Regions from separate parts of the Mus musculus genome. Here all the other regions are linked to region 3. The links are chromatin loops, found by intact Hi-C in ENCODE. Cell type or tissue: left cerebral cortex. All regions are shown on one strand. Each heading gives the region's core, and the rest is flanking DNA. Links, peaks and the distances in the headings are about the cores only.

What was found. A loop is a pair of places that touch in the nucleus more often than their neighbours do. Peaks named below come from ENCODE experiments on the same cell type or tissue, not always from the same donor. Only the 100,000 strongest peaks of a DNase experiment are listed, where the experiment ranks them.
Region 1: it touches region 3 in a loop (5-fold over the local background); 15 of 42 quality-filtered maps call a loop at or near these places.
Region 2: a loop joins it to region 3, with 2.5 times the contacts of the local background. A loop is called at or near these places in 2 of 42 quality-filtered maps.

Annotation. Positions count from the first base shown.
Region 1 is chrX:100,476,028-100,483,992 of GRCm38, forward strand. It overlaps a transcript of Awat2 not described here. Among named protein-coding and RNA genes, the nearest start is that of Igbp1, 14 kb to the right of the region's middle. In left cerebral cortex, for the core only: a CTCF peak has its summit at 4,515 (motif pointing left); a DNase peak (open chromatin) is centred at 4,509.
Region 2 is chrX:99,126,827-99,134,791 of GRCm38, forward strand. No RefSeq gene overlaps it. Among named protein-coding and RNA genes, the nearest start is that of Efnb1, 5.3 kb to the right of the region's middle. In left cerebral cortex, for the core only: a CTCF peak has its summit at 3,464; a DNase peak (open chromatin) is centred at 3,469.
Region 3 is chrX:99,816,425-99,824,389 of GRCm38, forward strand. Tmem28 (transmembrane protein 28) reads left to right here and starts at 3,740. Exons shown (of 3, transcript NM_001081283.2): 1 at 3,740-5,502. The coding sequence starts at 4,645. In left cerebral cortex, for the core only: a CTCF peak has its summit at 3,066 (motif pointing right); DNase peaks (open chromatin) are centred at 3,127, 3,729 and 4,636; H3K4me3 peaks cover 2,739 bases; H3K27ac peaks cover 735 bases.

The sequences.
Region 1 (7,965 bases), core at 1,460-6,459, 660 kb after region 3:
CATGAGTGCTCTCAGGCCAGTTCCACTTAGTCACCTCTGGGAGCCAACTGGCAATCACTCCAGGTAGAGACAGGCGATTTGAGTTTTGAGGCCAGGTAGTCATCAGACAGGTTAAACTGAACTAGATGGTTAGTGGGGGAGGAGGGAAAACGGTGGTCAGAAGCCAGTTCTGACTCATGCCTGACTCTAGAAACTGCTATGACACATCCCACTTCTCAAATGAAGGTGACTTTGGTATATTGGGGCTCAAATGGAACTGTCACAGGTTAGGAAGGCCAAAGAAAAAAAGTAAAAGGGATTCCTGTCCCAGGAGACCTTGAGCAGCATGGGTAAACCAGCTAATGCCCCTGCCTCAATTTGCTGCTGCACTTACTGTCCAAAAGGAAAGACAAGCTCAAAACTGTCCCCGGCACCAGACCATCAGGTAATTGTCTGTGAGGTTTACACTCTGCAAAGAACAGGGTTTAGCCGCCTACTCAGTAATCAAGCCACAATCAGAGCAGTTTGGGGAAAGTTCTAGAACGCAAAGGTGTGACACAAGCACTAAGCTGCTCTGTGGTTAGCCAGAAGGGATGGCCTAGAAAGTTGAGTGCTACAGTAAGGATCGGAGCCAGTGAACTCGGTGAAGGGCTTTGGAGAGCAGAAACTCCAGCTGATTATTTCTGAAGCCTCGCTGTGGTCACTGAAGCGCTGTCTCCCCTTACTCTTACCAGGAGGTAAACAGGCTGTGTTATTCTGTCCTCCATGGAACCCTGCTAGAGAAGTTCGGAAGCCAGGGCCCCAGCAGAAAATATTCACCCTGGCTGTTAGAAGAGAGAAGAGAAATAGTGGAGCAGAATTGAGGAGGAAGTGATGAAGCTCACTTCACGCCAAAGAAAGGCCATGACCACCTCCTATGGTGCTGTCAAATGTTTCCTCACTCCAAGAGACAGGGGTAGGTTTTGGGTTTTGCCTCATAGATGAAACGGAAATTCTGAGAAGCAAAGTGACCTGCCTCGTGTAGAGGTCTTTAACCCAAGCCGGGCTGATTCAACGCCTACATCCTTTTTACTATTTATCTTGCCTCCCTGAGTATCTTTTTCTAGCTCAAAAAGCCCTTGTTCCCTATGGCAACAGGAAATTTGTTTTTATCCACAAGTGAATCAGGTGATCCTACAGTGCTCTACAATTAATACAGTCCTTAAATGTCAGAGTTGGAAGCAGCCTTAAGAGGCCATTTTTCTCAGATGGGCCTCTCATTTTGTAGACAGAATAACAAAGGGGTCAGAAAGGGCTTGTCCATAGGAGGAGCAAACCTGAGTTTGTGGGCTCTAGTAGCTCACCATGTGAGGGGGAGAGAGAAGACCACAAGTACAGTGAAGCCAGTTCTCATTCCTTAGAGTAGATGCTGCCTACCAATTGTCTTGTCTCCTTGGAGATTGGGCAGCCACCCAGAACAAAAAGAAGAAAAAAAAAAAACAAAAAAAAAAACAAAAACAAACAAAAACCTCTTTCTTCTAGACTTTTCCTGTGGCAGAAAAAAAAAAAAAAAGGTTAAGGGGGTTCTCTTCTCAGTCCATCCTCAGTGCCCGTGAAGTAGGACTTACTAGGCAAAAATGAGTATGAGGTAAAACACACATGTTAAGTTCTGAGTTCTTCAATAACTACCCTAATAATCTTAAGCAAATTCTGTGACTTCCCCGCACCTCAGTTCCCTCCTGTGCAAAATACAGATAGATACCAAGACCCATCTCACGGGGTTGCTATGAAGAATCAGCACAAATACTTGTAAAACATTTAATATAAAACAAAATGAATTAATTAATTCATATGCATCTGGGATCGTTGTCCCTTTCTCATCCCCTGAAAATTCCCACATTTTCACCCCAGACTAGGTTAGAAGGAAAATTGCAGAGCCAAGACAGCCTTGAGGTACAAAGGCAGACTTTCTACTGCAGCCTGTGAGGTTCAAGATAGCGAGGCCGAGAGCAGGTGGAGCATTGGTTGCCCCCCTTCCTCCTGTGTACACAAGAGACTATGAATGTATGTCTTGGGCATTTTTCATTACATTTATTAAGTACAGGGATGTCCTTGTGCCATAGAGCACATGTGGAGGTCAGAAGACAACTCGTGTGAGTTCTTTCTACCATGTGGGTTCCAGGAATGTAACTCAAGCTTACAGAGCAAGTGCATTTATCTGCTGAGCCATCTCACCTATCCTGCCTTAGGTACTTTTAAAGAGGCCCATGCCAGGGAAGAAAGTGTTGGTATTGGAAAAGAAAAAAAAAAGTAAAGAGCAACATTCTCCCACCCACTCCTGGTGTGGAATACAAGAATGATGTGGTATGAGAATAAAGACCTTTGAAAGTACAAAGAAAGTGGACAGAGGAAAAGTGCTGGGCTCATATCCTGGGGAATTAAAAAAAAAAGAACAAACTGGATGCCTCCTCTGGCTGGCCTGCAAGTTCTCTCAGTCCTTGAAGACTATTATAAGGACCCAGATGTAGCTGTCTCTTGTGAGACTATGTCGGGGCCTAGCAAACACAGAAGTGGATGCTCACAGTCAGCTAATGGATGGATCACAGGGCTCCCAATGGAGGAGCTAGAGAAAGTAGCCAAGGAGCTAAAGGGATCTGCAACCCTATAGGTGGAACAACATTATGAACTAACCAGTACCCTGGAGCTCTTGACTCTAGCTGCATATGTATCAAAAGATGGCCTAGTCGGCCATCACTGGAAAGAGAGGCCCATTGGACTTGCAAACTTTATATGCCCCAGTACAGGGGAACGCCAGGGCCAAAAAGGGGGAGTGGGTGGGAGAGGAGTGGGGGTGGGTGGGTATGGGGGACTTTTGGTATAGCATTGGAAGTGTAAATGAAGAAAATACCTAATAAAAAATGGAAAAAAAAGAAAAAAAGAAAATCTCTCCATCGGAAAGGAAACACAAGCTCTATGTAAAAAGTTGAGTCTCTCATAACAGTTAATCCATGAAAATAGTAGTCACTCGGCCCTTATATCATGGCATTCTGGCTCAGAGACACAAGGGTGTCAGAGGATAAGGGACCAGACTGAAGCCAGGGCAGGCCTAGACATGAGGTCTCTCCCCCAACTTCCATCAACTTCCATTAATTAGTGTTAGGCCTTATGGGCAGCAGGAGAGTCCCAACTCTCATTCTGATTTTAAAACTCCACACTTCACCATGACTCTACTTTCTCATCTGGCTCTAGCTTTTTCTCTATTTCTCAGGTGAGCTTTTGGGAAAGCTTAGTTATTGATCTTATCCTCTGGTAAAAGAACATAAACATAAACAAACAAACAAAGCGATGCATAAACTTTAGCCCTTCATCTCCAGTCTCTGTAAGTGTTCTTCTAAGCTCAGCACATCTTTCCCCAGCCTCCAGCTTACGCCTTCCAAGGCAACTGGACTTGTAAGCCATCTGGAGCAATCACTGTCTTTCCTGCTTAACACTTGAGAATTCTCCACCATAGCTTGGTCAATTTTGGTCTCTTTCACCTACCCCATGAGGCCCTTTACAGTCTGGCTCCTACACATCTGTCTGGCTTTACTTTTGGTCATTCCTACATTTCAGTCATGCTAATTATTTACTTACTAAAAGGACTGTTAGCAGCTAGAGTTTCATACCTCTATTTGCATATTCCATGTTTCCTTTGCAGAATGCTCTTTCCACATTGACTAGCTGGCACATCTGACCTACCTTGCAAGTTGCAGCTGAAAGGTAATGTGTTTGGGGATGGAATTCTTGCGTCTCTCATCTTTTCTGGGCTTCTCCCTTCTAGTCATCTTACTGGCGCCACATACTTATTCCCTGGCCAGTCCCTACCATGTCTCGTCATGTTTATTCTCATCCCTTCTCCAGGTTTTCTTTAATTGGACTTTATTCTATGCCAGGCATTCTGCCAATGTTGAATCGTCATGCCTACTCTGTGAATGTGGTGCCATGATTACCCCCATTTTGCAGCTAAGAAAACCAAGGCTTGAAGATCTATGTTAGCTGGTTAACTTCAACCAGAACACAAGGCTAATAAGTGCTGTGGTGTAGAACCTAAGGCTCAGCCATGGTGATGAAATGCACCATCTTTACTCATGTGAGGACACATCAACTCTCAGAGGGGTTTGCTGAAGTTAAGAAGTAGAAGTCAAATCTCTTTAGGGCCATTTATCTTATTGTCCTAGAGGCTGTAGATAATTACTTTGGAATCGCCACAATGGGCAGGGTCTTCCATCTGAACTTGAGAGAGCAGTGGAACAGGAAAGAAATTGGAACCTTTCTAAAGAAGAAAAAAAATAACTTCAGATATTGATGCTACTATCTAAGTTAGGAGTTTGCACAAAATCAGTGAGCTCTTAGGATAAGGAGGTTAAAAAAACAACCAACAAGAAAGAGACAAGCAGAAAACAAAAACAAACAAATAACAGTTCTGGGCAGGACTGACTGGTGCTGGGTGAAGGGTTGGCTTAGGGGCGGGGCAATGGGTGGAGGTTCAGAAGTTCAGGCTCCAACTGCCATCTGGTGGTCAGCCATAGGAGAAGCAAATGAGTGAGTCCAAGGTTACATGCTTAAGACACAAGGCAAGTAAAACAGGCTGGGGCTCACACGATATTTATTCTTTCGCTTATGCCTGCATCCACCTGTCCATTTATTTCATTTCTTCATGCAACAGACTTGCTTTACAATAGACACAGTCTGAAAAACTAAGACTACAGCAGAGAGCCAAACTAAGAAAAAAAGCCTCTTCTCACTGAGCACACAGCGTGCAGGTTGGGAGACAGACAAGAACAAGTGAGCAGAGATTGGTGGTATTCGATAATAAAGTGTGTGTTGAGAAATAGGTAACGTATATATTAGATGATGCTGTGTTCGTTTGTGAATGCTAGAAAGAAAGAAAAACAAGAAAGTGAGAGGCAAAATAATCCTCTCTGTTTTAAATAAAGCTGTGTTTGAAGTAAAAGAAACAAAAACACAAACAAGACTAGTGGGAGGTAAAGGAGGCAGCCATGATGACGCCTGCAGGAAGCTGGTTCTGGGCAAGAAAACAGCCTAGGAAAGATGGGGAGGGAGGGGAAGTACAGCGTGACTGAAGAGCAATTGGGAAGCCCCTGTGACTGGAGCAGAGTGAACACAATGAAAGCAAAGCAACGGGCTAGGAAAGGACCCCCAGTGAAGTAGGCAGAGGCAAGATCATGTGGGATTCTGGAGGCCCATTCCACATACTGAATGAATGAGGCAGGAAGCTCTGAAGGGTAGTTCACTCAGCATCTAGCAATGAACACAGGGCACTCTGTCTCAGGAGACTATGTTCTTTAGTACTGGTAGGAATTACATACGCAGGTAAAATACAGAAGAGAATGCAGAATTAGACCACAAATTTGTCTAATTGATTTTTGTCTTCTACAAAAAAAAAAAAAAAAAAATTCGATGAAGGATAGTCTCCCTCCTCTCCTCCCTCCCCAAAAAAGCCAAAACAAAAATCAAGAGCAGTTGCTTCTCTTTTTGAGGACCCAAGTTTGGTTCCCAACAGCGACACAAGGTGACTCATAAGGACCTGTAAACCTAGCTCCGCACATCAATAGCACCATCTTCGGACCTTTAAAAATACCCGGCCGGACACATGTGGCACACACACACACTGAAATACTCATACACACACACATTGCACATGTATAAAAATGAATGAATACATTTTAATACAAATTTACAGGAAAAAGTTTTGAGACCTAGGGCAAGGCTTTAGGGGACATCAAAATCACAATCCATAAAAGAAAAACTTGCTATCAGAATTCGTCAAAATTTTAAAAAAGGTTTTTTTTGGACAAAGTGGCTCATACCCCTGGTCCCAACACTCAGGGGACTGAGACAAATAGATCTCTGAGTTTGAGGACAACCTGGCCCACAGAGCAATTTCTAGGCCTGCCAGAGCTACATAGTCAGATCTTGTCTCAAAAAAAAAATAAATAAATAAACACACTTTTTTGTTCAAGTAAAGACATGTTTTGTTTAAACAAAACCATGCAGAAGCATGGCACCTTTATTCCTTCTTTAAAGGTTTATTTATTCATATATTTTATGCATATGAGTGTTCTGTCTTCAGACAAATCAGAAGAAAGCAGATCCCATTACAGATGATTGTGGGCCATCATGTGGTTGCTGGGAATTGAGCCCAAGACCTCTGGAAGAGCAGTCAGTGCTCTTAACCTCTGAGCCATCTCTCCAGCCCCCAGCAGCTTTGTTCTTAATACCTTAAATCTGGAAACAACCAATATGTCTTTCATTAGGTCACTGGGTCAATAAACTAAGGTATATCCACCACTGAATGGTACCCAGCAATAAAAAGGAAACAAGCTATTGGTGCATTTAACAATTTGGATAAATCCCAAAGCACTGTGCTGATGGGGCAAAAGCCAGTTGCAAAGGGTCACATACTACGTAATTTCATTTATAACATTTTACTTATTTATTTATTTATTAACTTTACATCCTAATATCATACACCCTTCTCCTTCCAGTCCCCCCTTCACATAGCTCCTCCCCACATTACCCCCTACTTCTTCCCATCTCCTCTGAGAAGGAGGACCCCCCCCCCACCCTGGATACCACCCCACTCTGGCACATCAAGTCACTGCAGGACTAGGCACATCCTCTCACTAAAGACAGACCAGACAGCCCAGTTAGGGAAAGGGGTTCTTCAGATAGGCAACAGAGTCAGGGACCAGCCCCCACTCCAGTTGTTGGGGGACCCACATGAAGATCAAGCTGCTAAACTGCTACATATATTTTGGGGGGCCTAGGTCTAGTCCATGTATGTTCTTTGGTTGCTGGTTCAGTCTCTATGATGCCCCCCCCAAGGGTCCAGGTTAGTGGACTCTGTTGGTCTTCCTGTGGAGTCTCTATCCTCTTCAGGTCTTTCAATCTTTCCCCCAACTCCTCCACAAGACTCCCTGGGCTCCACCTAATGTTTGGATAGGGTCTCTGCATCTATTTCAATGGGCAGCTGGATAGATAGAGCCTTATAACATTCTTCACATAACAAAATTAAAGGAATGTAAAAGCTGGGCAGTGGTGGTGGCCCACGCCTTTAATCCCAGCACTTGGGAGACAGAGGCAGATGCATTTCTGAGTTTGAGGCCAGCCTGGTCTACAAAGTGAGTTCCAGGACAGCCAGGACTATACAGAGAAACCCTGTCTCCAAAAAACAAAAAACAAACAAGCAAAAAGAAAGGGATGTAAGAATTTTGGTTGCCAGGGATTAAGGATGAGAGGAAAGAAAGTGGTGAGTATGGTTATAAAAGGGCAAAATGGGAAAGCAGTCTGGATGATGCAACTCTGCAATTCTAGCTACTCAGTAGGCTAAGGCAAGAAAATGTCAAATTCAGAGGCGACTTGGGCAATTAAGTGAGACCTTATCTCAAGAGAAAAAGAGAAAAAGAACCAGGGATGAAACTCAGTGGCAGAGTGTGTGTCTAGCAACTGTGAAGCCCTAGGTTCAATTCCCATTGGCAATAAATATATAAACAAGCAGTCAACACAAGAAATATTGGTGATGACTCAATTCTTCATCTTCACTGGGATCATAGATACTTGACTTTCCAGGGATGGTGTTATCACACAGTGCAGGGGGGCTCTGCAACAACCACAGCCAGCAGAGTAAGGATCTGTGGAAGGCAAGAAGGCAGTTTGGTTCAACATAATTAAGTGGTAGTGTTGGCTCAAACATCATTAAGTTGAACCTGCGCAGTTTATTTTAGGCATATTTAAGCACAGCACAATTTGGTGAAAACCTTCCTGAAGATAATTTACTCCATCCCATGTACAGTAAAGCTTAAGATGTGACTACATTGAAGCTCTTTGTAAAGTACATGTGGTGTCTTCCATAAAGATGGGTTCTATATAGATGGACTACATGTGACATCTTCCATAAAGATGGGTTCTTTAGATTGACACATCAAGGGTCTGGGCAAAGATCTG
Region 2 (7,965 bases), core at 1,460-6,459, 690 kb before region 3:
AGTCATATCATCCATCCATATAGAAGAATATCATGTAGAAGCATCATCCAATATGGATGAACCTCTAAAATAAATCCTGCATGAAAATTCAGTCACCAAAGACCACATAGTGTACACATTTACATGACATATTCAGGATAGGCGAATCTACCAAGAAAAATAAAAGCCTTCACCAGGAGTTGGAGAGAGAGAGGATGGAGGAATGAGGAATGAGGTGGGTTGTGCCTGATAATGGATATAGGTTTATCAAGGTGGTAGGGAAATCTTTTGACATTAGTCTATGGTGATGTTTTCACAGCAATCCAAGTGCATTAAAATGTACCGATTGAAACACCCCTGATTGATTGGTTGAGTGACTGATTTCTGTTCTACAGAGAGTGGAACTCAGGGCCTTTAGCCTGGCAGGCAAACACTGTTGGAAAGCCACACCCTAGCCCTTGGGTTTGTACACTTTAAAGGGGCAGATTTTATGGCATACAGATTCTATCTCTGTGAAGTAGTCATAAAATAAGGAATAACCTGAAAAACAGTAACACAATAAAAGAAATGTAGACTCCAAAGACACGTTTCAGTCAAAATGAAAGGCAGGAATGCAACCTAAATGGTGGGCAAATATTTGAAGAGGTCAAAGACAGCTAAGCAGGTCTAATCCTTCTATGGCATTTGCCACCTAAATGCTTCTCATGGGTCATTCAACCTTTGCTGTGACTGTGAACTAGGCTCTTGGCCTCTCACAATGAAGCCTGAGTGACAGCCCTGCCCTGTCCAGGACCCTTGGTGAGCTGTGTGGAGGGGGAGTGGTGACATGTGTTCCTCACAAGGCCCACCTGGGCACCACTGACTCCAGCGTCCTGATTTCATCAAGGGAGTGGCTAAGCATGTCCAGGGGGCTTGGTGACCTGACTGCCTTTGGGGCAGGCAGCTGGCTCTGCTTTTTAGGGAGGCTCTGGATGTACAGGTCAGCAGTCAGTAAGCCCATCTCCTCTCATCAGCACCAGGAGGGCCAATTGTCTGAGTGCCAGGCAAGTGGTATCATTCCTAGCAATCAACCAGACTGGAAGAGAGCCTGTCAGGCACTGGTGGAAGATGGGTTGCCAATGGTGGCCCGTCCCTTCCAAGAGTGTGCCTACTATGTTCTTGTTCAACAGTGGGTCATGGGAGGCCCTCCTATGACCCTGGGGGCCCTGGGGTGGCCCTGGAGGTAGTAGAGTCAAGATTTTCTGCATTAATCAGTGTGTCTCTCACCAAAGGAAAAAAAGGGGGGATCACAGTTATCAAGTCCTAAGTCTTAATGTCCGGCTGTGACCACATCAATGGGGAGATAGGAAAAGGGGGTGGGGGAGAGTTTCACCAGCCCCTATCCCTCACAGTTATCTCGTCCAGGTCAACAACTGAGCTCCCGGAGGGATCTTCATGGAGGGGTTCCTCCGGCTAGAGTAATCTATCTCAGCTTCCTCCAGGGTCATCAGGCTGCCCACAGATAAGATTTCTCAAGCAAAGCCAGAGAAGAGGAAAGTTCAGGGCCCTGGAGGGGATGGCTCAGCAGTTAACAGCACCTGCTACTTTTGCTCTGGGTTCCGTTCCTAGCATCCACATGGTGGCTTGCAGCCATGCCTAATTCCAGTCCCAGGGAATCTAATGTCCTCCTCTGACCTCATTGAGCACCAAGCACACGTGTGTTCACAGAAATGCTTATAGTCAAAACACCTGTACTCCTAAGATAAAGATATTTTTTTGAAAAGTAAAGATCAGGTTGATGGGGTCCTCTTTTGTAAGGTGCTTGCTGGCTTGAGGGCTAGCCAACAGTATAACATCAAACAAAGGAGTTATACAAGTTTCTTTCTGTGTGTGTCTGTTTCTGTCTACCTCTGCCCCTGCCCCTGCCTCTACCCCTGCCTCTGCCCCTGCCCCTGCCTCTACCTCTGCCCCTGCCTCTACCCCTGTCCCTGCCTCTGCCTCTGCCTCTGCCCCTGCCCCTGCCCCTGCCCCTGCCCCTGCCTCTACCCCTGTCCCTGCCTCTGTCTCTGCCTCTGCCTCTGTCCCTGCCTCTGCCTCTGCCCCTGCCTCTGCCTCTGCCCTGCCTCTACCCCTGCCTCTGCCTCTGCCTCTGCCTCTGCCCCTGCCCCTGCCCCTGCCCCTGCCCCTGCCCCTGCCCCTGCCCCTGCCCCTGCCCCTGCCCCTGCCCCTGCCCCTGCCCCTGCCCCTGCCCCTGCTCCTGCCTCCACCCTTGTCCCTGCCTCTGTGTTTGTCTCTCTCCGTCTCTCTCCCCTCCACCTCTTAGCTACACTAGCCTCAAATTCAGTGTGTATCTAGGGATGAAACTGAACCTCTGATTCTCCTGTTTTCATATCTCAATGGCTGTAATTGCCAGTATATATTACCAAATCTGTTTCTTCTTGGTCTATTAGGTTTCAGGACTCAGAACATGGCAGACTTCCAGAGAGGGCCAGCAGGGTTTGTGAGCTGGACTGACCCACGCTGATCCTTGGGAGTCTTGAACAGACTTCCAAGGGACTCACTCTCCTTAGCCCTGGAGTCTTGACCTTTCCCTGGGTCAGCTGACTGTAGGAGTCTTTAACTTGACCAGCTGCTCGTTTGGCAGCATCTGGGAGATTGAGTATGTAGCTGGGATTTGTCTGTGTGCTAATGACAAAAGACACAGCAGAGTTGCCCAGTGATGGGAGACAGGAGACATTATACACAGCAAGCTACTGTGTGTACTGCACCCCACAAGCTTGACTGGGGTTCACGACAGCTGTGTTGTTAGGAACTGAGTTGTAGTTCATCCTTGTACCTTTTCAAGGACAAAGGATACATCTGTCACTTAGAAGACTGAGATGCCTGTAGCTAAAAGCCAGGGAGGCCTGTGTCAAACCTCAACTTCTACTTCTCCAGATGATGTTTAAGTTGCTTAACTTAAGGGGGCCCTGACTTCCTTATCTGTATATAAAATCAATTTTGTGTGAAAGAATGTATACAAAGCACCTGGAGCATAACAGGTGCTCAGGAAATTGTAGCTTTCATTCTCAACACTACCGCCATTGCGATGGACAATTATTAAGTGCCTCCTGTATGCCCATCCTGTTACTTAGCCTTGGCACAACACATAAAGGAGAAGCTGTTGGAAAATTCTGTTTTAGGTTAGTGTTTCATGGAGTGCACGTAATTAATTAGATGCACATAAATAACCTGAGTTCAAATGCCAATTTCAGCCAATACTGTGAGACAAGACTAGCAAGTCATCCAAGAAGGCCACCCAGAAGTAAAAGCTTAAGGATAGACTTGATAATTTGATTTTCCATCTTGGGACAGACAGTATACAGAAAGGGGGTGGAGGTGCATTCCTGGCTTCTTTCAGACCCAGCCAACACTGCAAATAGACAGACTCCAGAACTCCGCCTGTTGTTGGATTGTTGGGCAGCAGGCTCATGGCTGGGTCAGCCTTGAGACTGCAATTTCCAAACGGACCACTGGAGGGAGACAGAGTTTGAAAAATAGAGAAGGTACTAGAAAAAGGGAACTCCATCTCTGAGTCCCTCACCTGTCAAAACCCCTCTTTTCCCACCTTTGAGACCCACTCCTTCCTTCTCTTGTCTTTGGAACCCTAATCCCTCAGGAACTCCCCTTTCGGGGTTTCGAATCTTCCTACCTTCACACCGGCCTGCCCAGGACAAATTCCTGGAAGAAAGTTCACATGCCCTTGCCATGAGGCAGAGATTGTTCCATGCTTAGCTTTGTGTCCTGAATAAGGGCTGCGAAAGACAAGCCAGGCCTGGGAAGTGAAAATGTTCTGTGGGGGAAGATGCTAGGTGGCTTGTTAATAAAGAGCAGTCAGCATTTGAGCCTGACCTCCTTAGGCAGTTTTGGGGAGGTAGAGGCCTGGCTTAAGTGGAAGAGATTAAAGGTCTAGGATGTCACTGGGGTCTTATGGGAAGTAGATGGAGGTAGGACTGTGGCATAAAGCCCACCTAAGCTAAGTTCTTAGCAGGGAGAGGAGGTTTCAGTACCAGCCATGTTGTCTGAATTGACTCAAGGATAGGAGGGGACAGACAGTGGGCCAGAGTACTATTATCTGCCAGGAGTTCTCTGGAAAGATAGATTCAGACCTTTATCTGTCCAAAGATGTCCCCTGCATCTCGTGACCTGTCTCCCACAGGGCTAAGGTTATCAGTGAAGAAAACATAGACTCTGACCCTTTAGCCTGTTTACGGGAGTGTGAGGCAGGAAATCAGTACATAGGCTTATGAGGGCTTAGATCTTCCAGACAGCCGCATCTCCTCGGAATGTTCCATTGCTCAATCCGGGTTGTTCCTCCACAGCAACTTTACTCTGTAAACACAGAGCCTGGTGCGTCCGGGGTTTTCTCCGATGTTTTTCTCCGGTCTGGGCAAAGGTGCTGTTTCTCCAGGCATCAGTGCCCTCCCCCATCTAAGATAGGGAACCAGGCTGGGGTCAGTGATAAGTGGGGACAGCTGCTGTTCCCTTCGCCTGAATTCCTGAGCCCTAGACAGTGATGAATAACCTCGCCCCTCCTTGTACATTCTCCAGGTAACCAGAGTGAGGGAGCGACAGGTGGCCTGGGCCAGACTGCTCCAGGCTCCCCTTGCACCTGGGTTACGTCTTGTAGCATCAGAGAGAAGCCAGGACAGAGGACCTTGTAGAGGGAGCTGAGACCAGCTCAACAAAACACAAGAGGGCTGAGATGCCAGGGGGTGGTGCCTTAGAAAAGCCCTGGCCCCTAGCTGCAGGCCAGAACCTCACCCACCTACTAGGCTCTGGCTCTCCTAAGCTCTCAGTCCTATGCTCTCATTTTCCAAGCTCTCTTGGGTTAAGCCATTTGCCTGAACAGGGCCTACAGACTTGTTGCAGGTGCTAGGAATCCAGGATGGGATCAAAGGGTCATGAGACAGTAGAGAGACACAGGGAGGGAGAGAGACTGGGCTTGGTGGAGTTCTTCTCATTGCAGACACTATCAGCCTGACCAGAACTGGGCTGTCACCTGACAGATCAAGGTGATCTCAGTGCAAACACCCATAAAGCAGGCATGCAGCTGGAGCAGGAATAGGGAGGAGATAGGGAGAAAGAATGGCTGAACCTTTGGCCTTAGAGATCACCCCCACATTGCCTGGCCGCCGTTGTGAAACACCCTTCCGAAGCATAGGGCTCTGCAGTATAGCTCTAGGGTCCTGGAACAGATGTAGGGGTCGGGGGAGGGAGAGTAGGGTAAGCTCTCTCCATCCTATCCTCTCCCTGAGCCAGACCTAGAGACAGTCATTTTGGGGAAAGCCAAGGCATTCACTGGAGGCGGGAAGTTAGCTTGGGCCCAACCTGGAAATCAGCTGCCCTCCTTTAGGAGGCTTGGGAAGTGCTCATGGGTGAGGCTAAGCTTCTTAGAGACCATTCCGACTAAAGATGGCAGAGCAGAGGACAGGGTGCCACTGCAGTGAACTCAAAGCCTCGGGCTTTTTATGTTTGAAGCAGGGCAGTGCATAATGTCAGGGATGTCGCAAGCACTAAACAAAGGTGTTGCAGCACCACATGAAAGCAGTCGCCTACTGGTTCTGGCTTCCAGGGTGCACTGGGCTAACGAAGGGGGTTCTTCTTTGCCTGGAGGGAGTGGTATGTACAACTATAGGAGGGGCAGAAAGGGGGCACAGAGATAATTGTTGAGAGATCAGAGGGTGGCCAGCATCACTGGGTTCACCAGTTGGCATGGCATCAAGGGTCAGAATTCTTGCTCCTTGCTCCTTTCTTTGCTTTTCCAGGTGTTGCCTCTGGCTGGTCTTGGTGGCTCAGCAAAAACACCACTCCTCAGCCCAGAGCCTTGTGATAGAACAGAGAGCTGTGAGGAGAAAGTCAAGTTGTTTGTCCAGATGGCCTGACTTCTCTGCCTCCTGGCAGTGTGGCCTTGGGCGAATAGTTTCACTGCTCTGTGCATAGAGTATAAGGCAGGCAGAGAGAGGTCAAGGACGTGAGTCACAGAAGCAAAGGTCGCCTTCTCATCTCCATAGGGACCGTGAACATGAGAAATGGAGGCTTAGACTCTAGGTTCCGTAAGGCCAGAACCTCTCCTTGCCCAGCCAGTGCTCGACAAAGGTGGGGAGGGGTCTGGTTTGCATGTGAATGTGGACATGTGTGTGAAACTAGAGGGGATTGGAAAATGTATGTGCAGCACACAAAACTTGTGTGAACTGGTACGAATGTGTGTCACTAGGGATGAGAGTGTCTTCCTGGGAGGCTCTATGGAAGAATAAGAGTTTCCATTTAGTAAGCTCTGTGGTAGGCCAGGTATGAGGCCGAGCCTAGGCGGGCACATTATCTCATTAAATACTCCCAGGAAGCTGAGAAGGAGGAATGACCGCCAGGCCACAGAACACTAACAGGCCCTTCAGAGGTGAGGGGATTTGCCCAAGTCCCTGAAAGCTAGCCTCTCTTCCCGTTTATGAGTGTGGGCAGCTGGGCCCAAAAAAGGCACAGCTCGTGTTTGTGTGTGTGTGTGTGTGTGTGTGTGTGTGTGTGTGTGTGTGGTGTCTACACATGGTGCCCAGAGCCTGAAGTTTCCTGTGGCTACTATATGTTTTTTTTTTAACACACTTAGGTAGGCCTGAGGCCTCACAATGCTTGACACTCCTGTGGTCAAGGGGTCTTTACACCACTTGTAAAGTGTGTGTTGACACAATGACCTGACAGTCTGTGGGCTAGTAAGTGCTTAGATAGAAGAATGGTCACATCCCCCACGGATCCTGCCTTCCTCTCAGGCTCCTCTAGAGAATTATCTTTTTCCCCTCAGTCGGGGAACCTGGATCTCTCTCTATAACTGAGAACCTCCTAGGGTCAGGCTGGGGTGGGAAATTTCTCAGCTGCGGGCCCTGATCGAAGCAGAGAGTGCACATCTAGTCTAACCCTGCTCCTGAGGCCCCTGTAGCTAGTGTGGCCAGGCTGAGGCAGAGGGGCCGTGGCATGACCAGAGATGAGCAGTGTGTGGAACAAGTCTGGACCTAAGAGACCTATCTTCATCTTCCACTGTCCCCTTTGCCCAGAATTAGATGTTGGCACTCAGAAAATACCTCTGTCTTCCTGTTTCCCAAGTCTGGTAGCTCCCATTTAGTGTCCTCTGGAGGGGCACAAGGCATGTTGGCCATGAAAAGGAAAACTCTGGGGCCAACCTGGGATAGTGACCCTGTCTGAGAAGCACTTTGCTCTATGGCCAAAATTAATGACCCTTCCTAGGATTAGTGACCTTCTGAGACCTGCGAATGAGGAGCAGTGATCTGGCCATCCTGGGGGCTGTGGTTTTCCAGGAACCTCGAAGCTTGTAATTTACAATAAGCCAAGAGAGTGAGTATGCATGGAGCATCTGCAAGTGGGTCCATCTGTATAGTACAAGGAATGGCTGTAAAATTGGGGACAGAGACACCAGGAACGACCCCAGGGATAGGTCAGGATATGTCAATCGTGAGCCTTAGTTTCCCTCTTTAAGTAAAAATGGGGATAGCAGAACTGATTTCAAAGGATGGTGAAAGAAAATCATCCGCAGTGGTCCGTGATGCCTTGTAGGGACTTTGTAAGCAGCTGGCTGCTTTCTAGATTCACATCTGGAAGTCCTTTGATGGCAGGGGTCTCAGGTGGACTGCTGGTGTGTCTTTCTACCTTATTTGTATCTCTCCTTGTTCTGCTTGCATCCCAGTGCAGAGTCCAATTGGGAAAACAAAGGCCCTAGAGTGTGTACCCAGAGCCATTGAATGTTGCAAGGTCTCTGGCTCCAAAGGTGGGAGAACCCCACATAGATGCCCCCACTAGAACGACAGAGATGATTAGATGATGCAGTGAAGGACTCAAGAATGGACATGGAACTCATAAATGGCAAAGCCCCTAAAGGATGGGGCTCAGACCGTTATCTCCATAGAGAAGCAACAAGAAGGAACTGGAATTTGGTTCTTTGGTCCTTCTTACCTTGCCTAGTAA
Region 3 (7,965 bases), core at 978-5,977:
TATACAATTGGGCCTGCCAGGAGCCTTCTGCAGTGGGGCTAAGGTTCAGGGTCAGTACTTTCTGTAGATGGTAGGCTTGGGTCTTGCTAGGATATAGGTAGGTATGAAGCTGGGACTTGGGTATAGGATGTGAGTTAGAAGAAGTGGAGGATGAGGCAGAGGGTCAGGAAAGGAGAACAAACTCAGACCAGTAGCAAAGACTGATGCTGTATTCCAAGTAGGGAGTTGGAGAAAGCTGGGTTTACTTTAAGCCTTCTCATCTTAGTGTAGGTGTGGGCTATAGATAGAAGAAAAATTCCTCAGACCTTGGAATAGACAGTGCCCCCAATGGGATACAGTCAGAGCCTGACAACCTTTAACTCAAGGTGTGCTTAAGCCATCTTGTCATTCTTCTTAGATTCACCCTTCCTTGCACACTCTTCCTTCCTGCTTTTGCCGGTGACTTTTAAACACCTGGCTTTAATAGAAGGCCTCCTGTGTATCCACACTGGTATCTTTAAAGAGTTCCCACTTAGTTTTCTTCCTATTGTCAGTATTTTACCATGGAAACCTTCCTTTCCCTTCTCCCTCTACTCCAAGTTGTCTTCTCTCTGGTCTAGTTAGAATGTGTGCTTCCTGGGTAGTGTATGCCCCCTCAGACAAGACTGGCCTTTAGCCCCTTGTCTCTGCTTGGGGTGCAGATGGAAAGCAAGAGTTAGGGAGAAGTTTGGCTGGAGCCTAGCAGTGGTACAGAGGAGTGTGCCGCTCCAGTCCCCCTTTTCACCTTAGCTTCTTTGTTCTAGCAGAGGCCAAGGCTTTCCACACCCCCATTTCACTTCCAGTGTCATCTAGAGTGAGAATGAGGTCCTCCTCTGGTTGCTAGCATGCTACCACTTCTCCTTTGTTTGCGCCAGGTGCTGTGTGGGCAAGTCATTGTGATATTGGACTCCTGTGATAAATGGGCCTCTGTGAGACACATTTCACCTTAAAGAGGGAGTCTTGCCTGAATGACTTCTCACAGAATGCTCCAGAGGTACTCAGAGATGATAGCCTAGGCCAGGCAGGCTGCTCTTTCCAATGGTGAGAAAGGGTATCAATCATTGCGGGCCAGCCAATCAGTTTTTAACCAAGCATACTAGCCTTCTTTGTTAAACACAACTCAGAAATCTTCCAAAGACTAAATAAAGAATGGCTCTTCAAAGACTCCCTAGGTGGCCAGGAGGAGGCCTGTTAGTGTCACTAATGGAGATCTCTAGCTTCACCTTCCTCTCTCACAGAACTGTCTCCACTCCTTACTCTTAAGTCAGTCCTAGATCCTTTCAATTATACCTCTTTCATTTTCCTCCTATATCATTTCTTCTCCCACCTCAGCTGATGCTACCATTGTCCAGTCCTAAACAGTCTCCCAACCCATCTCCCTGCCTCCAGTCTTGGCCCCTCCAATGCAGTCTTCATGCCTTAGCTAAATCAATCCTTTGGAAATACAAACCTGGTCATGGTATCTTTTCTCAAGAATCTTCCAATCTCTTCTATAGATCCAGGGACCCATGATTAGGTCCCTGCCAAATGCTCAGCTTCCATTTTAGCACTGGTTCCACTTTACACCTAGCCACAGCAAACTACATTGTAGGTTTCTAAACAGGCTTTTCCTGTCTTCGATTCTACACCCTTACACATGACTTCCCTTCTCCTGAGACAGCCTTCATACACACTTCCTCTACTTTCTGTTTAGCCAAGACCCACTTATCCCATACCACTTCAACTAACCTCTTTTTACCCCAGGGCACATATTGTACTTGGGTCTCTATCACTGGTACCTAGTATAGTGCATGGAATTTGATGCATTTTCAAGCAGATATTTGCCACCTGACCTGGCTATGGGCAAAATTGTCTCCGAGGAAATTTTCAGAGTCGACCAGTCCATCTCTCTATAGAAGGGAGATCTCTCATCGATACCATTGTTTTGTATTAGGCTATAATCCCTTCCTTCCTGTGACATGTCTGCTTCCCCAATTCAACTGTAAGCACTTCCATAGCAAGGCTATACCTGGACAATTGCAACACCCTATGCTGGTCCAGGGAGTGCTTAAATATAATGAATGACTAGGCCTCTTGAATGTCTCACCATTTCCCCCCTTTTTGCTATAGCTTGCTTTTCCTTGCCTCTAAAGTCTAAAACTATTACACTTACAAACATATATGTCTACTTTCTACCCCTGAAAAATTTTCTCTCCTGTTTCTTTTATCTGGAATGCCCTCACTCACCCACCCAATTCTGCTATTTCTTTAGTAACCAGCTACACCATCCCCCACACTCAGATTTCCAAGCATCCTTTGCAATTTAGCACTGAGTAGTGCTAACAGTCCCTACCCATCTCATTTAGCCCTTGGCATTCCCTCATGCTGTCAAGAAGAAAACATAGAACAGATTCTTTCAGGGCACAAAGCCTGGTCAGTTTAGAAGTGTTACTTGAACCTACATCCTCTACCCATGAATTCCATTAGCCAGTATATAATTCTCATTTCCGTATTCGGAGAACTGTAGTTTCCTTTAAGACAGGCCTGTGTCTTCTACTCCTTCATCTTTCTAAGGCCTTCCTGACACTGTAGAGAGGTCTAGGGTCAGACTCCCTGGGTTTCTGTCAGGATGCACCGGTTATCTGAGACGGTTTAAAGACACTAAATTTCAGCTTCCTCGCATGCAAATGAAGACAACGCTAACATCTATCTCATAAGGTTGATGAGATCAGAAGACTAAAGCAAATTAAAGTGCCAAGTGCAGTATCTAGCAAGTTCTATGTGTGTTCAATAAAGGTTCTTTTTCCATTGTTATGATTAGTAACAAATCCCTGGGAGAGTAGTTTGTTCAAAACTATTACGGAAGAGTTGCAGCGGAAAAAGGGAATGCAAAAAGGAAGTATACCACAGGAGCAATCTGAGATGTTTGTGGAGTCCAAACAAGGTTAGTAGCGCGGCAGGACATTTGTATGTCCGAGTTCCTAGAGCCATGTGACTCTAAGAGCCAGGAGCGCATGGTTCCACCCGGCACAGCTTCCCTAACTCTGGCGCTCAGCTATTCTCAGCAGCCTGTAGGGGGAGCCAGGAAGCTAGGACGGGTTTTGGGGGGAGGCTGCTGGAAATCTTCCTAAGGGCAAAAACGACACCCCACCACTACTACCGGTCTTAGTGCACTGCCTTGCCTCCCTCAGGACGCACTCAGAGCTCAGTCCCCTTCTACAGCTAAACTGGGAGCTGTCCTTCAGCACCAGGGGCAGTCTTGGCCTCAGGCAGGACAGTGAGAGCGTTAGCGGAGTTAGGGACTCTGGACCGGTCCTATCCGCAACCGGCTTTAGTGTCCCCTAGTCCTGAGGACGAGGGCGAGGCTACCCAGAGAGGTAGCAAGAACCTAAGGAGATGCCCCCTGCTTCTTAGAATCACCCTCAGAAGTCCCTTAGCCCTCGGGGGGGAGCGAGGGGCGGTCCTGGGAAGGGAGGCGAGCGGTCGCTTGGTGGGGGAGGGGGAGCGCCAGGCCTGGGACTCTGCGTGTGGCGTGTGCACACGGGGAGCGGTCGGGTGAACGGAGGCGCCGAAGTGAATGGAGTTGGGGGTGGACTGGAAACATCCCCAAACAGCACAGGCTGCGGCCGGCGGGGGCTGGGGTTGGGGAGGGGGGAGTCCTGAGGCGCAGGCGCAGTCGGGGCCCCAGTCCCGCTCCCTCCTCCTCCCGGTGCCTCTTTCTCCGCCCTGCTCCCCCCCAAACACACTCGCACACGGGCTCTCAAGGTGTTCTCCGCACAGCGGAAGATGGCGACAGACTGAGGGGGCATGGCCAGCGGGAGCCACGGGGCCATGCCTTTGGGCGGCCGCCACAGCGGGGCGAAGCAGAGGCGGAAGCGAGAGGCGCACTAAGTAAAGCCGGGCGTCCGCGTCCGGCGTCTGTGGCGCTGCGGGGAGCCAGGTGGCCCGCCCGAGCCGGAACTCCGGGAGCCGCGGGTGCGGAGCCAGAGCGGAGCCGGCCCGGGACCGGCCCCAGCGGACTGCCAGAGCGCGAGGGAAGCCCGAAGGGCCGGCGGCGGACCGGCCGGCCGGCCTAGGAGGGCACGAGCGAGGCGGGGAGCTGCACGGAGCGGGCAGCGGGCAGCGGGCAGACGGGCGGGAGAGGAGCGGCGCGGGCGAGGGGAGCGGAGTGGAGCGCGGCGGGGCCCGCACGGCGGCGCTGAGGGGCGCAGAGCCGCGCCGAGCCGAGACGGACGGCCAGAGCAGAGTGCGAGCCAGGGGGCCGGGGGCGCGGAGTGAAGTGGCGCGGAGCCCGGGGTAGCGGAGGGGCCCGACACCATGAGGAGTGCGGCGCCGCCGCCGCAGCCGCCACCGCCCCAGTGCCCCGCACCGCCCCCCGCCGGGACGCCGGGCTGCGCCTAGCGGGCCGGGCGGCGGCGCCCCGGCTGCCAGCAGGGGAGCGCGGGAGGGGCGCGGGGACGGCCCGAGAGCGCCCCGCCACAACGGCCTGAGCGGGGCCCCGGGCCGGCCGGCCTGCCTAGCCATGCGGCCCCCGAGGTAAAGCCTGGACGGCGCTGAGGAGCGCGGTGCGGTGCGCAGCCCGCCCTCCCGAGACGGCCGTCCGGCCTCGCGCCTGCCTACTCCCTCCAGCCCGGACCCCCCTGAAATATGTTCAGGGGCGCTTGGATGTGGCCCGGGAAAGACGCCGCCGCGCTGACTATCTGCTGCTGCTGCTGCTGCTGGGCTCCCAGGCAGAGCGACAAACCTTGCGCCGATTCGGAGCGGGCGCAGCGATGGCGACTGTCCCTGGCGTCCCTGCTCTTCTTCACCGTGCTGCTCGCTGACCATCTGTGGCTGTGCGCGGGGGCCCGGCCCCGGGCCAGGGAGCTGAGCAGCGCCATGCGGCCGCCCTGGGGGGCCGGCCGCGAGCGGCAGCCGGTACCTCCTCGCGCGGTGCTGCCGCCGCCGCCGCCGTCGCCTGGCGAGCCCAGCGCGTCCTCGGGCACCTGCGGCCCGCGATACAGCAACCTGACCAAAGCCGCCCCTGCAGCCGGCTCCGGGCCGGTCTGCAACGGCGTCCCAGAGCCCACCGGGCTGGACGCAGCTTGCACCAAATTGGAATCTTTGCAGAGACTTTTCGAACCGACCACCCCGGCTCCCCCTCTGCGGCCCCCTGACTCCCCTTCCCGTGCCCCGGAGTTCCCCTCCGCCAAAAAAAACTTGCTCAAAGGCCACTTTCGGAACTTCACTCTCTCCTTTTGCGACACCTACACAGTCTGGGACTTGCTGCTTGGCATGGACCGCCCCGACAGCCTGGACTGCAGTTTGGACACCCTGCTGGGGGATCTACTGGCCGTAGTGGCCAGCCCGGGCTCTGGGACCTGGGAGGCATGTAGCAATTGCATAGAGGCATACCAGCGACTGGATCGACATGCTCAGGAAAAATATGATGAGTTCGACCTCGTGCTGCATAAATACTTACAGGCAGAAGAGTACTCTATCCGGTCCTGCACGAAAGGCTGCAAGGTAGGGATTGGTGACCTACGCCACAATAGCTGCCTGGCCAGAGGTAGTTTCTGTGTCAGTGGGACCAGAAAAAAATAAAGGTCTCCCTCTCCACCCCCCACCCCCCCCTACGGCTCCCACCATTCCCAGTGTAGTACTGTGTCACCCTGTACCCCTCCCTAGAGAGGGAGCTACAGAGATAGATTCAGGTCAACTTCTGTGAGTTTAAGGTTCGAACATTTTAAGGCTGGAGCCTCCTGGTACACTGCTTCCTGTATGAGGGGGAAGTGGGGCCCTTGGCTGGCAAAGTGGTAGCAGGAGAGTCTGTGTTCCCCAGTCTCCTGTTTGGCTCTGAACCCCACTCCTGGACTAGAATTAGCCCTGGGACTGGCTGTGGAAAGATTAGGGGGTGTTCAAAAGACAGGGGGAAGAATATTTGACTGCCTAATCCTCATCCTTTAGTTCCTGCCAATTGATGAAAGGCCAGGCCACGCCTGGTGACAGGGTACACTGACCACACTGTTGACCTTATATGACCTGAGATTGCTGGCCAGATCCTAAGTAGGGGAGTCCAGGGATGCCTGTCTTCTCATAAGGAGGGAACCTGTAGGCTTCAGTCTTCTGAGGAAAGAAGGCTGGGAAAGCAGGGCTTATCAGCTCTTGGAAGGGCCATGGAAGGTTGGTGCATTACAAAACTCGCAGTGCTCCAGGGTGATGATAGGAAAACCTGGCTTTCTGGCTGCTAGGGATGGGCGTCTAGACGAAATTAGAGAGTAGGTAACTGTAAAAGGGACCTTCCTAGGAAAGAATTGAGTGTTGAGAAATTTCTTGACCCTCAGTAGGGTTGCTCTGTATAATAATAGGTAGGTGGGGCTATACACATTTTAGGGCCTGAATCTACTTCCCTGTTTTTCCTGCCTGGCCAGGTGGCCTGCTTTGGGGGCAAAGAAAAAACAGCAAGGTCAAAAGGTCAAGTGACAATGAGACCAGGTAGATGTCACACTTTCTGGAGCTCGGGGCTGTAGGCTAGAGTGAGACAGTTACCTCCTGGTGTAGAACATCTCCCTTCAAGGCCTTGAGAAAGGGTGGCAAGTGCCTCTTTCCAGCAAGCATTGCTCCTGTGGACTTGTGCAAGGTTCTGCTGTTGTCTATGGCCCCGTTGGGAATTTGTGGTGGAGGAGTGGGGAGGAAAGGGGTAGCTCGTCCACCCTGACTTCACTTTCTCCTTCTCCCTTTTCCTATTCTCGTAACCTAGCAGTCTCCTCCCGCCTCACTCAGCCTCAGCTGACTCACTGCTTCACTCACACTACCAAATGAGATATTCCACTTCTTAAAGGTGTACAGACAGAGAGACAAACACATCCAGCCATGCACCGTTAGCAAGACTCTGGACGAAGTCCTACAGAGGAACGGAGAGGTTGTCACTTTCATAAACAGTGCTGTGGAAGCAGGCGCCATGTCACATGCATCTCCCTGTGGTGTCAGAGACATGCAATCACATGAAGAAAGACACATTTTGCCATACAGAGGTAGAGGTACATACTCTAATTGCCTGTCAAGGATGCACGTCCTCAGTGAGAGCAGAGGGCTCCTAGCAGACAGAATAAAGGCTATCTATATTTTGTGGTTCCCCTCTCCAAGCCCATGGCCACAACTGTTCTTTTGTCAGTCTCCAGAATGAATGAAAACCATGGCACAACTTTTCTATGGGGGTTTTCTCCACGTTATAGTCAGATCCAGGCTCCTTCTGACCCCACACTAAATCTCTCACATTGATTGCTGATAGAGAGCAGTTTGATGTCTGGGAAGGCAGAGGTTCTCTCGGCTTCTGGAGGTCTTATCTCATCTGTTGAGGGCTTGTTAGCAGTTTGCTCTCAGGCATGTTTTCTTTGCCTCCTCTAAGCTTTCATTTCCTCATTTGTAAAACAGGAAAAATATCCTTTCCCTGCCCAAGTTCTGAGTGTTTTGTGAGCTGGAAGTGGGGATGCATGATGGGTAGCATTTTGTGGTAGGAATTTTACACCTGGCATAAATTACTATTTAGGGGTTTCAGTCGTTCGTGTGTATGTTATGAGAGCACAACTATCTAGATTGCCTCCATTTTACAGATACGGGAACTGAGATACATCGGGGAATACCATTTGGCCTCAGCAAATGAGCAGGAATTCTGGTACTAGAGCTCAGTCTCCTCATGCTAACCCTTTGCTTTTGCTGTGGCCTCCTCTCAAGTTCCCCAGGTCCTTTCTCCTCTCTCTTTCTCTGCGTCTCTCTCCAGCAGCAAGTGGGCTCTCCTGCTCTTATTGTCTAATGCCTGCAGACAAGCTGTGCCAGCTTCTCGGTCTCCTCCTGTGGTTTCTACCTCTTCCAGAGCTTTCTCCTTCAACTGAGGTCCAAAGCCCAATTTTCCCTAAGTCTTTAATCCAGTTTTCTGATGCCATGAAAGAGACAGGCAATCCTGAGCCCCTTCTTCATGACACCCTGTCT